3 separate regions of the Homo sapiens genome follow, and all the other regions are linked to region 2. Evidence: chromatin contacts called from ENCODE Hi-C data. All regions are on one chromosome and are shown on one strand. Each heading gives the region's core, a stretch centred on a gene start or an enhancer-like site at or near the end of the contact. The rest is flanking DNA. Distances are from core to core; before and after follow the strand shown.

Region 1 (3,381 bases), core at 293-2,792, 1.1 Mb before region 2:
CATTTCTTTCATTTTCTTGCTCATCCTCAGAGAGAGAGGTTTAAGAAGAGAAATAAAGGGGAAAAACGGGAAACAGAAAGGCGAAAGGTATAGATGCCTCAGGAACTGACAGGGAGTAGCAGTCAGGCTCCTGGAAGAAACGAGAAATGTAGCAAGGCATGGTCAGGAAACACATGTCTATCCATGCTCCCACTCTCTCTGCCTTTCCCTCTCTTTCCCATCCCTCTTGCCAAGAAGTGAGTTGGCAGTCTTACCAATGACAAACAAAATAGATAAAGCCTCCACACTGAGATTTAGAAACCCCACTTTAGCCAAAACTAAGTCACTTACATCAAATTGTACCATGACACCAAGCATTCCTGTCCCCTCCCCTGCAATGGCAATCAAGTGTCATAGAAAAATAGCCTTTTAAAATTACCATGAGCCTTTTATTTTTATTTATTTTTACACCCAGGCTGGAGTGCAGTGGCGTGATCACGGCTCACTGTAGCCTCAAACTCCTGGGCTCAAGCAATCCTCCTGCCTTGGCCTCCCAAAGTTGGCTCAGGGTTGAGGAGCCACTGTGCTCAGCCAACCATGAGGTTTTTAGAGATGATCTTGTCTAAACCCTTCTCGCCTGTTTTGCAGAAAAGAAAATTGAGATCCCAGAGAAATGAAGTAACTTGCCCAAGGTCATTCAGCAGGCAAGATAGAACTAGATCCCCAAATTGCAAACTAGCTGTCCAGAGTTCTTTCCTCAATGAGCAATTTAAAAGCTACAGAATGTACAAAAAAAGCTCCCCAACAGTTTAGATATAAAAACAATTACAAAGGCACAAAAGGGCAGGAAAACTCAATAAAACTATGAACTTCACCCATCCCACCTCCCAGAAACCCAGTGACAATCAAAGCAGCGTCAGGCTGGTTCAAGGAGTAATGGTGTCTCCAACAATTTAATTGCTCTTCTTCCTCCTTTACCCATTTCTCACAGGCAGAGAAAAAATGCATCTAAGACTACTGAAACTTACTTTGAACCAATACAGATGTTTGTTGATACCTGAAATTTAGTGATTCGCAAATACGTTTTCTGCCAAGAGCTTACAGAAATCACACTCTTAGAGCTAAAACATCAGGTCATTCCATGAGTCTCAAGCCCTGGAGAAAATTAAATGCCTTCCCCAGAAACGGGTCCTCTCCCCTGTCCTGCGCAGGTAACAAACGCTGCTGGAGAGACTTGGCTTCATCAGCTGTCTAAATGCAGACTTTTCAAGAAGGTGACTCAAGAAACTAACATTCCAAAACAGGACTTCAGAAAAAGAAGAAAACTTTTTCTTACCCTTAAAAATGACAGAAACAATAGGATCCGGCTTGCCAAATTTCGTTTTAGGGATATTGCTGGCAGATTCCACAATCACTCGCAGCATGGTTCTTAGCTGGTAGAAAGCAAGTTTCAGCAAACGAAGTGGAGACTAGGGCGCTGGAGCTCCGGGTCGCACCGCCCTGGGAGAGAAGTTCTCTCCCAGTGAAGGGAGGATTTCTCCCAGGGCAAGGAAGGGGAAAAGGCAAAATGGGTGGACCTCTGGCGGATTTTACTGAAGGCAACGTGTAAACTGATACCGAACTCCCCGCGTCTACGCAGTGCCGCAGGCACAGACTTATGAATTCGGGAAATGTGGAAGTGAAAAGGACAAACCCTAAACTAAAAATAATTCCGTGCGACAAATGAAACCAACATGAATTTGGAGCTAAGAAATACGGGTAGGTCAGGAAACCACTAAAATGTTGCTGCCTTTTAGCAATGGTTCGTGAAACTGAATTAATTGATTTTTCCGTCACTGCTTTCATTCTTTTCTGAGTTTCAAGGAGTTTTAAAACTTTAGTCATTATTTGCTTTTGACTTTTCGCTGTTACTTCTCACGCCATTGAACACACCCACTCAGTAACCCTATGTTCAGCTTTTTTAAAGCAGCTAAAGGGTGCCTCTTACTGGACGGCAAACGAATGACAGCGTTTATTTCAAGTAAACGCGATCCAGGCATGGGATATATAAATAATTACATATATGTATAAATAATTATATATATATATATATATATATATATATATATATATATATATATATATATATATATATAAAGGACTGAACATAGAATTTCTTCAAAACCCCTTCAGAGGTGAGAGCTGGGCGCCTAAGTTTTCCCGGCTCTTCAAATGCTGCCAATTGCCTTCAGTGAAAATGGAGAAGTGACTCCCCACTGTTTCTGGACCTACAGCTGCCCATGGTGTCTTTCTGTCCCAGAGGGTGCATGAAGACAGTGCAGCTTGGCTGAGATCACAAGAGGCGGCCTGGGGTTAGTCAGCCAGATCTGAGTGTGAGACTCTGCCTCACCACCCTGAGCTACGTCATCTTAGCAAGTTTCTTTTCTTTTCTTTTCTTTTCTTTTTTTTTTTTGACGGAGTCTCGCTCTGTCACCAGGCTGGAGTGCAGTGTAGCGATCTTGGCTCACTGCAACCTCTGCCTCCCGGGTTCAAGCGATTCTCCTGCCTCAGTCTCCCGAGTAGCTGGGACTACAGGCGTGCGCCACCACACGCAGCTAATTTTTTTTTTTTTTGTATTTTTAGTAGAGACGGGGTTTCACCATGCTGGCAAGGATGGTCTCGATCTCTTGACCTTGTGATCCGCCCGCCTCGGCCTCCGTGGCTTGAGCTTTACTGGCTTGAGCTTTACTGGCTTGAGCCACCGTGCTGGCGAGCAAGTTTCTTAACCCCTCTCTTCCTCAGTTTCCTCATCTATGAACTGGGGATAAAGGCTGTTATAAGATAAAGGTCATAGCATAGGAGCTGGCACAAAGCACACAGTAATTTGCACATGTAAGAAGTTCATGCTTATTTGTGGTCTCACAGCGTTTCTGTTAGTGCAGGCTGACTTTAAATCAGGATCTCGTTATATTTCAGAAGAAAAGGCTAAAACTTGGGATGAAGAAACATTGGGCTTCTTTTTGCTTTAGAACACACATCAAGCAGACCCACCTGTAAATAAACATTTCAAGTACATTGAATAAGCATGACTTAACCTACAAGAATTCTTCTGTCTCCACGAGTTTCTCCAAGGCTTAAAGCAAAGAACCAATTACCCAGTGCTGTGTTCATTATTGTATTTAGTGGACATGTTGGCAGTTTTAGTGGAATATAGAGATTATTACTTTTATTTTATCTGGCTGCTTTCTATTTGCCATTTTTACTGTGAAATATATTTACAGAAAAATGCATACTACATAAACGTGACAGTTTAACAAGCATCCAGGTCAAGACAGAACATTGCCAGTCCTCCAGAAGCCCCTGGAATACCCCATATATCATATCCACCTCCTTCTCCCAGAGGTAACCACTCTCCTGATTTTT
Region 2 (3,703 bases), core at 248-2,747:
TGGGAGGATCCCTTGAACCTAGGAGTTCGAGACCAGTCTAGATAACATGGCGAAAAACCGTCTCTACCAAAAAACAAAAACACACAAAAACCCCAAACCAACAAAAATTAGCCTGGAATGGGCTAATGTCCGACACTAAAATGTCCGGGCGTGGTGGCACGCACCTGTAGTCTCAGCTACTTGCTAGGCTGAGGTGGGAGGATCAACTGAGCCCAGGAGGTGGAGATTGCAGTGAGCAGAGATCGTGCCATTGCACTCCTGCCTGGACGACAGAGTGAGACCCTATCTTAATAAAATAAAATATAGAGACTAGGTTTCGTTTCTATTTTTTATGAGACGGAGTCTCTCCCTGTTGCCCAGGCTGGAGTGCAATGGCGCGATCTCTGCTCACTGCAACCTCTGCCGCCCAGGTTCAGGCGATTCTCCTGCCTCAGCCTCCCGAGTAGCTGGGACTACAGGCGCCTGCCACCGTGCCCGGCTGTTTTGTATTTTTAGTAGAGACAGGGTTTCACCATCTTGGCCAGGCTGGTCTTGAACTCCTGACCTCGTGATCCACCCGCCTTGGGCTCCGAAAGTGCTGGGATTACAGGCGTGAGTCACCGCACCCGGCTTGTAAACTCTTAAATTTTGTATAGACACAATCATACAAGTTGTGGGAGTCAAAATGAAGGAAACGGGTGGTTACATGGTAGGTATATTTAATGCCATACATCTTAAGAAATTGGAGGTGGGAAAGGGAGCCCTGGAGAGGGAGACAAAGGAAATAGTTGAAAAGGAATGCAAACAAGAAAAGGAGGAATTGAAAGCTGAAGTGAAAACCAGGGACAAGAAAAGCTCCGCTCCTTCCTTCACTGCCCACTCGAATGAATGAATCCTGTTTGGTTTCCTGAATCTTCCTTCTGCTGGCCACTCCGCTTGGTCCATCACTTCTTTCAGCTTGCCCTTATCCTAAACAGCTTTCTTTAACCCAGTCATAATCTTAATTTCCTGTTCCTTCTCTCTCCCGTCCCACCCACAAAAAAGCCCTCCTCTTTGTCATTTTGGGGGATTTTTCACTTAAGATGTGAGCCGCGCGCTGCGGGTGCGGCGAGGCTGGCCCTATAAAAATGTTTCTGTTTCTGACATCCTCGTGCAGATACGCAGACGTCTCTACCTACAGGATCATGGGCTAGCGGGTGCTCAATCACAGCAGCCAGCGTTGGAAGGCGCCTTGCAAAGTATTAACAGCACTATCAAACTTTAATTGCGTAGTTCGGAACCAGATATGTGAGGAAACTGGGTTCTCCACGATCGGCCACCTCGCCCAATCTCACAGGATAGTTACAGGCTGAGTTCGGCAGCGGGACCCAGTTTCCTCCTGAGAGAGGTCCAGGTAAAGGTTTACGGTTGCCACAGGTCAGTCCTGACGAAAACCGCAAGCTGCGCCAAATCTCGCGCAGCGGGGCGGGAGGGCGGGTGGGGAATGTAAGGTATCGCGAGATGACAGGATTTTCCCGCGAAGGAGAAGCGCGCTTTTTTCCCTGGCGGGGGATTTGGCTAGAAGGCTGGGCCGGCAGCGGTTGTGAGGAGTTAGCTCGCGGCATTGCAGGCTCTGAGAGGAGGGGACCCGGTTCCCGGGTGAGTGTCCAGGCATGCCAGCGGAACGGCCCGCGGGCAGCGGCGGTGAGTGAGGAAAACCTTTTGGGCGCGGGTGGCAGCCTGCGGGGCTGAGGTGGGCAAGCATGGAGGCTGCGGCGGAGTTTCGGGGAGGGAGCCGACCCCGGGCAGGGACTGAGGAGGAAAGGAGGGTTGGGAAACTGCAACGGTGAGTGGAGGACACCCCGGAATCGCACGTATTAGCATGCCGGTGAAGATTTCACATAGGCAACTGCATTTTCCCGAGCATCCCGAGTTGTAAACTGTGGTCCAGGCGACTTGTAGACATTGTGAAGACTTACGGTGTCTTCTGAGAGGTGATGCTGGCGTCCCCTCGGTCTTCAGCTTTTGCTCCAGTGCATCTCGGGTGGGAGAAAGGCTGTTTCTTGTTGGAGTTGAGTAGTTGGTAATTTTTTTAAAACTGCAATTTGAAAGCTTTCTCCCCCGTCAGGCTCGGAGGCTCCAGCAATGGTTGAACAACTGGACACTGCTGTGATTACCCCGGCCATGCTAGAAGAGGAAGAACAGCTTGAAGCTGCTGGACTAGAGAGAGAGCGGAAGATGCTGGAAAAGGTAATTTAGGCATCAGGTTCGTCGTCGTGAAAGCCTGTGGTAACCTCGGCTTTAACCCGGAGGTGTGGTTTGTGTTCTTTGCTTTCCTATTTAGTGGGCTTTTTAATAACTGAAAGAAAACAGCTTTATTACTTGTCTTTTTTGTATGTTTACAGATATTGCCTTTGAGAATCCTTTCGCAAGTGCTTTGAATGGTGTGTTTCTATGAGATGTAGTCTTGGTAGTCCCATCACTTTTAAATGAGCATTTCAGATTGCTTGTTTAGCCATGAAAAGTCTTTCAAAGTCCATAGTGAGTTTTTTCGTTTGTCATCCTTATTTCCTTTAAAAATTACCTTAAATGTATGTCTCATGGCAAACAGGAATCGCTAAAACCTGCAGAAGTAATGTACTAGACTGAGGGCAGGAGAAGTTAGCATCAATCAAAGGCTGGGCTGGAATCCAAGTCTAATGATTTCCTTATACTGTAGTGCTGTTTTCCACCTAAGTGATCAACTTGCTGTTTGTTTTTCTTTTGGTTTCATGGCCTGTGTATTGCTACATAAGATTCTTTAGCTAAAAATGTGCCGTACTTTTTCAATGACAAGTTGCTGTAGTTTTCTTGTAGAGAGCATTTTGTAAGTTACTAAAAACAGTTTTTAACCTGAAAAATTCTTGTTTATTCTAAAGCCCCACCCTGCTGCTTGATTCATATGCAAGAAAAAGAATGATCGTTGACTCTTAAGTACTGCCTAGTACGTGGTTTTCTTGTGCTTTATTAATTTATTAAACTCTACCGATATTATGATATAGGTTATTTTTTGTTATTTTCATTTACAAATGAAGAAACTGAGGGAGAAGGGCACATAGTAAGTGTTGAAGTCAAATTTCAACTCAGGCTGCCTGCAGAATTTCTGTCCTTAATAATAGTGAATTAACTCATGATTATAAAACTACTTAAGTTGGAAAATAATGCATTCCAAAAACGAGTAATGAGGCCGTTGGTTCCCTGTTATGTCAACAATAATTTTTTTGTCAGCATTGTTAATACTTCTTGAACATTTATTAGGAGTCATGCATTGTTTTGAATGCTTTATATGTATTTACTCATTGAATCCTCAACTATTCTGTAAAGTAGATGTTCATTATTACTATTACTGCTATTAAACTTACTAGTTTAATTACTAGTATAAACAATTGCTATTATTGAACTACACAACCAAATAGGTTTTATTAGTCATCTTATTTTACAGATGAGGAAACTGAGGCACATAGAGGTTGTTTGGGTGCCACAGTTGGTAAATGGCAGAGCTAACATTCCAGTGTAGGCCATGTGGTTCTAGAATGCACATTTTTTAACTACCATGCTATAGTTCCACTCCAGTAATACTCCTTCCGTTATTACTGATGATCTCTGGTTGACTATAACCAGTTAAGGTAATATATTAACAAATTTTCTTTAAGTAACATCAATACTTTTTGCTTCAGGGTAGATGTGAATTAACAGAATTGAGAGG
Region 3 (3,448 bases), core at 400-2,899, 1.1 Mb after region 2:
TGGGTGGCCCATGAGGTCAAGAGATCAAGACCATCCTGGCCAACATTGCAAAACCCCGTCTCTACTAAAAATACAAAAATTAGCTGGTCATGGTGGCACACACCCATAGTCCCAGCTACTCGGGAAGCTAAGGCAGGAGAATCACTTTAATCCGGGAGGTGGAGGTTGCAGTGAGCTGAGATCGTGCCACTGCACTGCACTCCTGGCGATAGGTGGAGGCTCCGTCTCAAAAAAAAACAAAAATGCAAATGTATTCCGTAATAAGAGAGAAGAGGCAGAAAGAGGCGTAGAGATTCAAAGGACAAAAAAAAAAAAAGTTTAAAAAAAAGAAATGGAAAAAAGGCCAGAATAAAAGCCAATTCTCAATAAATGTTAGACCAAGCTTGTCCAACCTGCAACCCACCGGCCGCATGCAGCCCAGGACGGCTTATGAATGCAGCCCAACAACACAAATTTGTAAACTTTCTTAAAACATTTGACATTTTTTTTGCTTTTTTTTTGTTGTTGTTTTTAACTCATCAGCTATCGTTAGTGTATTTTACGTGTGGCCCAAGACAATTCTTCTTCCAATGTGGGCCAGGGAAGACAAAATATAACACTCCTGTGTTAGAAAATGAGAACAACCAACATGTTTCTACTCACAGTTGTTCACATGGACACAAAACTGCCTGATTCCATTAGAATCCATGAAAACTCTTGAAGGAAACGGGGAATTACTCCTGAAGATAACAGAGTTGTCTACACAAACCCAGCTTGAAGACCTGTGAGGAAAGAGGAGGGAGAAGATATATTTAGAAGGGGCGGGGCAGGTCCAAAAAAGAGTGTCCCAGCAATATCGGCCAGATGATGCCAAAGAGGACTCCTTGGGCACCTATAGGACGACACGAAGGTCTTATTCTACTGGCCAGCCCTGCTCTAGAGAATCAGAAAAGGCAATTCCTAGGAAAAACCAAGGGAATGTCCTAGGAGTGGAAGTACGGGTGGGAGGCACAAAGACTAACTCTTCTTACATCCAAATGTTACCCGTTGTAGGCCCCAAACCCCTTTAGGATTCAGTCTGAGCAACGAAGCTCACCTTACGCTGCCTGGAAGGCAGAAGGAGAAAACTGTCCTCGGATGGAGAAGATAGCAGTCCCTGTCGCAGCAGCAATTTATATCGCAGGCTCCAGGAGTCAAGTCACAGACACAGATCGGTAAGACTATGAAAGTACGACACAGAGTGAGTGGGATGAAGATCCCCAAACTCTCCCAGGTGCTCACCCTCCTTCTTCCGACAGCCCCACTCCTGCTTTGTGGCAGCTCAACTTTGCTCACAGAATTTTAGATCTCAGAAGTAAGTTTCCACCCCCACAACGTTTTCCCTCACCTGGGAAGAGGTCCACAGTCCTATTCCCAGGGGCCGAGGGAGTCACGAGAGTAGGGACCACTGTAGGGAGTCCAGGCACGGCCGGGCGAGTTGCAGTCGCCTCTGAAGGGGACTGGAGGGTTCCGCCATCCGTCCCTCGCTGCAGCTCCAAAGACGTGGGCACTGCCCCTGATGGGGAGGAAGAGGGCTGAGGCCGGACGCCATCGGGGAACACCAGAAAGAACACTTGCAGGAGCGCGAGCTGTGGGGTGCGCATGGGGCATTCAGGGCCTCCGGGTCCGACGTAGGCCTCCGCGGTCTCCAATCGCATTGCCAGAGCGTGGGTGGGAGGAGTCGCATAGCGTCTGACGCCATCCGCGTGCCTCTTCTCATTGGCTCATGAGAAGGCTGAGAGCTCTTCAACCAATCGAAAGTGGGGTTGTTACAGCTCTTTCAGTGTCCTTCGGTCTGCGCCCTCCTCCTTAACGCGGGCCGGGCCGTGCCTCCGTTGCCTGGCAACCGTCAGTGACGAAGAAGCCCTTGCGCCTTCCTTCCGCTAGGTGGCGGTAGGAGTTCGGCGGACCGAGAGGTTCCGCGCCCACTTCGCGGCCCAGAGGACTGAGCCCGGCCTCCGGTGCAAGGAAACCCCAGAGGCCGGAACTAGAATTGCAAATTTTTTTTCACCCCGGATTCCAACGGTGAGAAACCCTTTCTATGGAAGAATAATGTTCTCAGGTGGGGGAAACACACCTAAGGTCACATACCTTAAAAAACAGTCTCCTCTAAATATGGCTTTTTTAAAAAAAAAAAAAACACATTAGAAATAATGTTCATTCAGCTCCTTACATTTTAACATTGAGAAATTTTGAAAACCCTAAAGAAATGCATCAAATCATTAAAGATGGACTGCATGTTTGTTGTTAGAAAAAGCAGTGAGAGAAAAATAAGAAAAAAGGGCAGGAAAAATGTGAGAAAATAGGGAGAGAAAGAATAAAAAAAAGAAACATTGTCTAGGAGGTGAGAAAATAAGATGGAGGAATGGAAATAGAAGATTTTTTTCCCCGTGTTAATGGCAAATTTTTTAAGCCTCTCTAGGAGGTTTTTGTTCTTCCCGGGAATGGCGTGCCTCTTCCGATTCCCCACAGCAGCGCGGGCCATGGGACTTTCCTTCGGTATTGGAAATGTACCGTAGCTGCACTGTCCAGCATGGTAGTCACCGGCCTTATGTGGCAATTGTGCGCTTGAAATGTGGCTAGCGTGACTGAGGAGCTGATTTTTTTTTTTTTTTTTTTTTTTGAGACGGTGTTTCGCTCTGTCGCTCAGGCTGGAGTGCAGTGGTGTGATCTCAGCTCACTGCAACCTCTGCCTCTAGGATTCAGGTGATTCTTCTGTTTCAGCCTCCTGAGTAGCTGGGATGACAGGCACGCGCCACCACGCCCGGCTAATTTTATTTTTATTTTTAGTAGAGATGGGGTTTCACCATGTTGTCCAGGCTGGTCTCGAATTCCTGACCTCAAGTGACCCTCCCGCCTTGGCCTCCTAAAGTGCTGGGATTACAGCTGTGAGTCGCTGTGCCTGGCCTGAATTTTTAATTTTTAAATTGTAATTAATTCAAAGTTAACCACAGACGTGAGTAGCTACCATATTGTACAGTGGGACTGTAGATGATCAAAATATTGCTCCTCCTAGACCCAGTATTTTCCTATGTCCACGGTTCTGACATCTGGATTATTTTGGATATTTAGTTTTAGTATATAAATTAACATCTGTTAAGAGTTATCTAAAATCTAGTACACTTACCTAAAATCTGGTCAACACCTCCCTTTACAAGTGAATCATTTAACTCAGGTAAGTTTTAGGACATTTGACTTTACTTGAATTCTCTTACAAGATCTTTATTTTCTAATGTTTTGAAGTCAGTAGCTAAAAGTCTCTCTGTGTTATAAATATTTTCAAATATGTTTTTATGTTGTTGTGTGATAGACAGCTATGGGAGATATGTGTTTGGTCTTAAAACATTTATTTACCTTATTAGTAATTTCTATAGGAAAAGGCCAAGTTCATATTATTCAGATTATATGATCATATGTATATACTAGAATG

The links. Hi-C counts contacts between places; a loop is a spot of excess contacts on that map. Pooled maps may share reads with other maps.
Region 1: a pooled map shows a loop between it and region 2 (8-fold over the local background). The contact joins the promoter of MYOF here to the promoter of HELLS in region 2. A Hi-C loop is called at or near these places in 1 of 168 maps with a recorded cell type or tissue (CD8-positive, alpha-beta T cell), 2 of 37 single-sample maps with no recorded cell type and 8 of 50 pooled maps.
Region 3: a map of CD8-positive, alpha-beta T cell shows a loop between it and region 2 (6-fold over the local background). The contact joins the promoter of TCTN3 here to the promoter of HELLS in region 2. A Hi-C loop is called at or near these places in 2 of 168 maps with a recorded cell type or tissue (CD4-positive, alpha-beta memory T cell and CD8-positive, alpha-beta T cell) and 5 of 50 pooled maps.

Annotation. Positions count from the first base shown.
Region 1 is chr10:93,480,792-93,484,172 of GRCh38, forward strand. It overlaps MYOF (myoferlin), which reads right to left and starts at 1,543. Exons shown (of 54, transcript NM_013451.4): 1 at 1,316-1,543. The coding sequence starts at 1,403.
Region 2 is chr10:94,544,291-94,547,993 of GRCh38, forward strand. HELLS (helicase, lymphoid specific) reads left to right here and starts at 1,498. Exons shown (of 22, transcript NM_018063.5): 1 at 1,498-1,662; 2 at 2,087-2,208. The coding sequence starts at 1,632. RefSeq lists enhancers at 554-1,178, 592-641, 1,179-1,803, 1,804-2,427 and a silencer at 1,352-1,431.
Region 3 is chr10:95,692,278-95,695,725 of GRCh38, forward strand. It overlaps TCTN3 (tectonic family member 3), which reads right to left and starts at 1,650. Exons shown (of 14, transcript NM_015631.6): 1 at 1,367-1,650; 2 at 1,076-1,199; 3 at 643-761. The coding sequence starts at 1,622. It also overlaps a transcript of ENTPD1 not described here. RefSeq lists enhancers at 1,355-1,634, 2,109-2,610.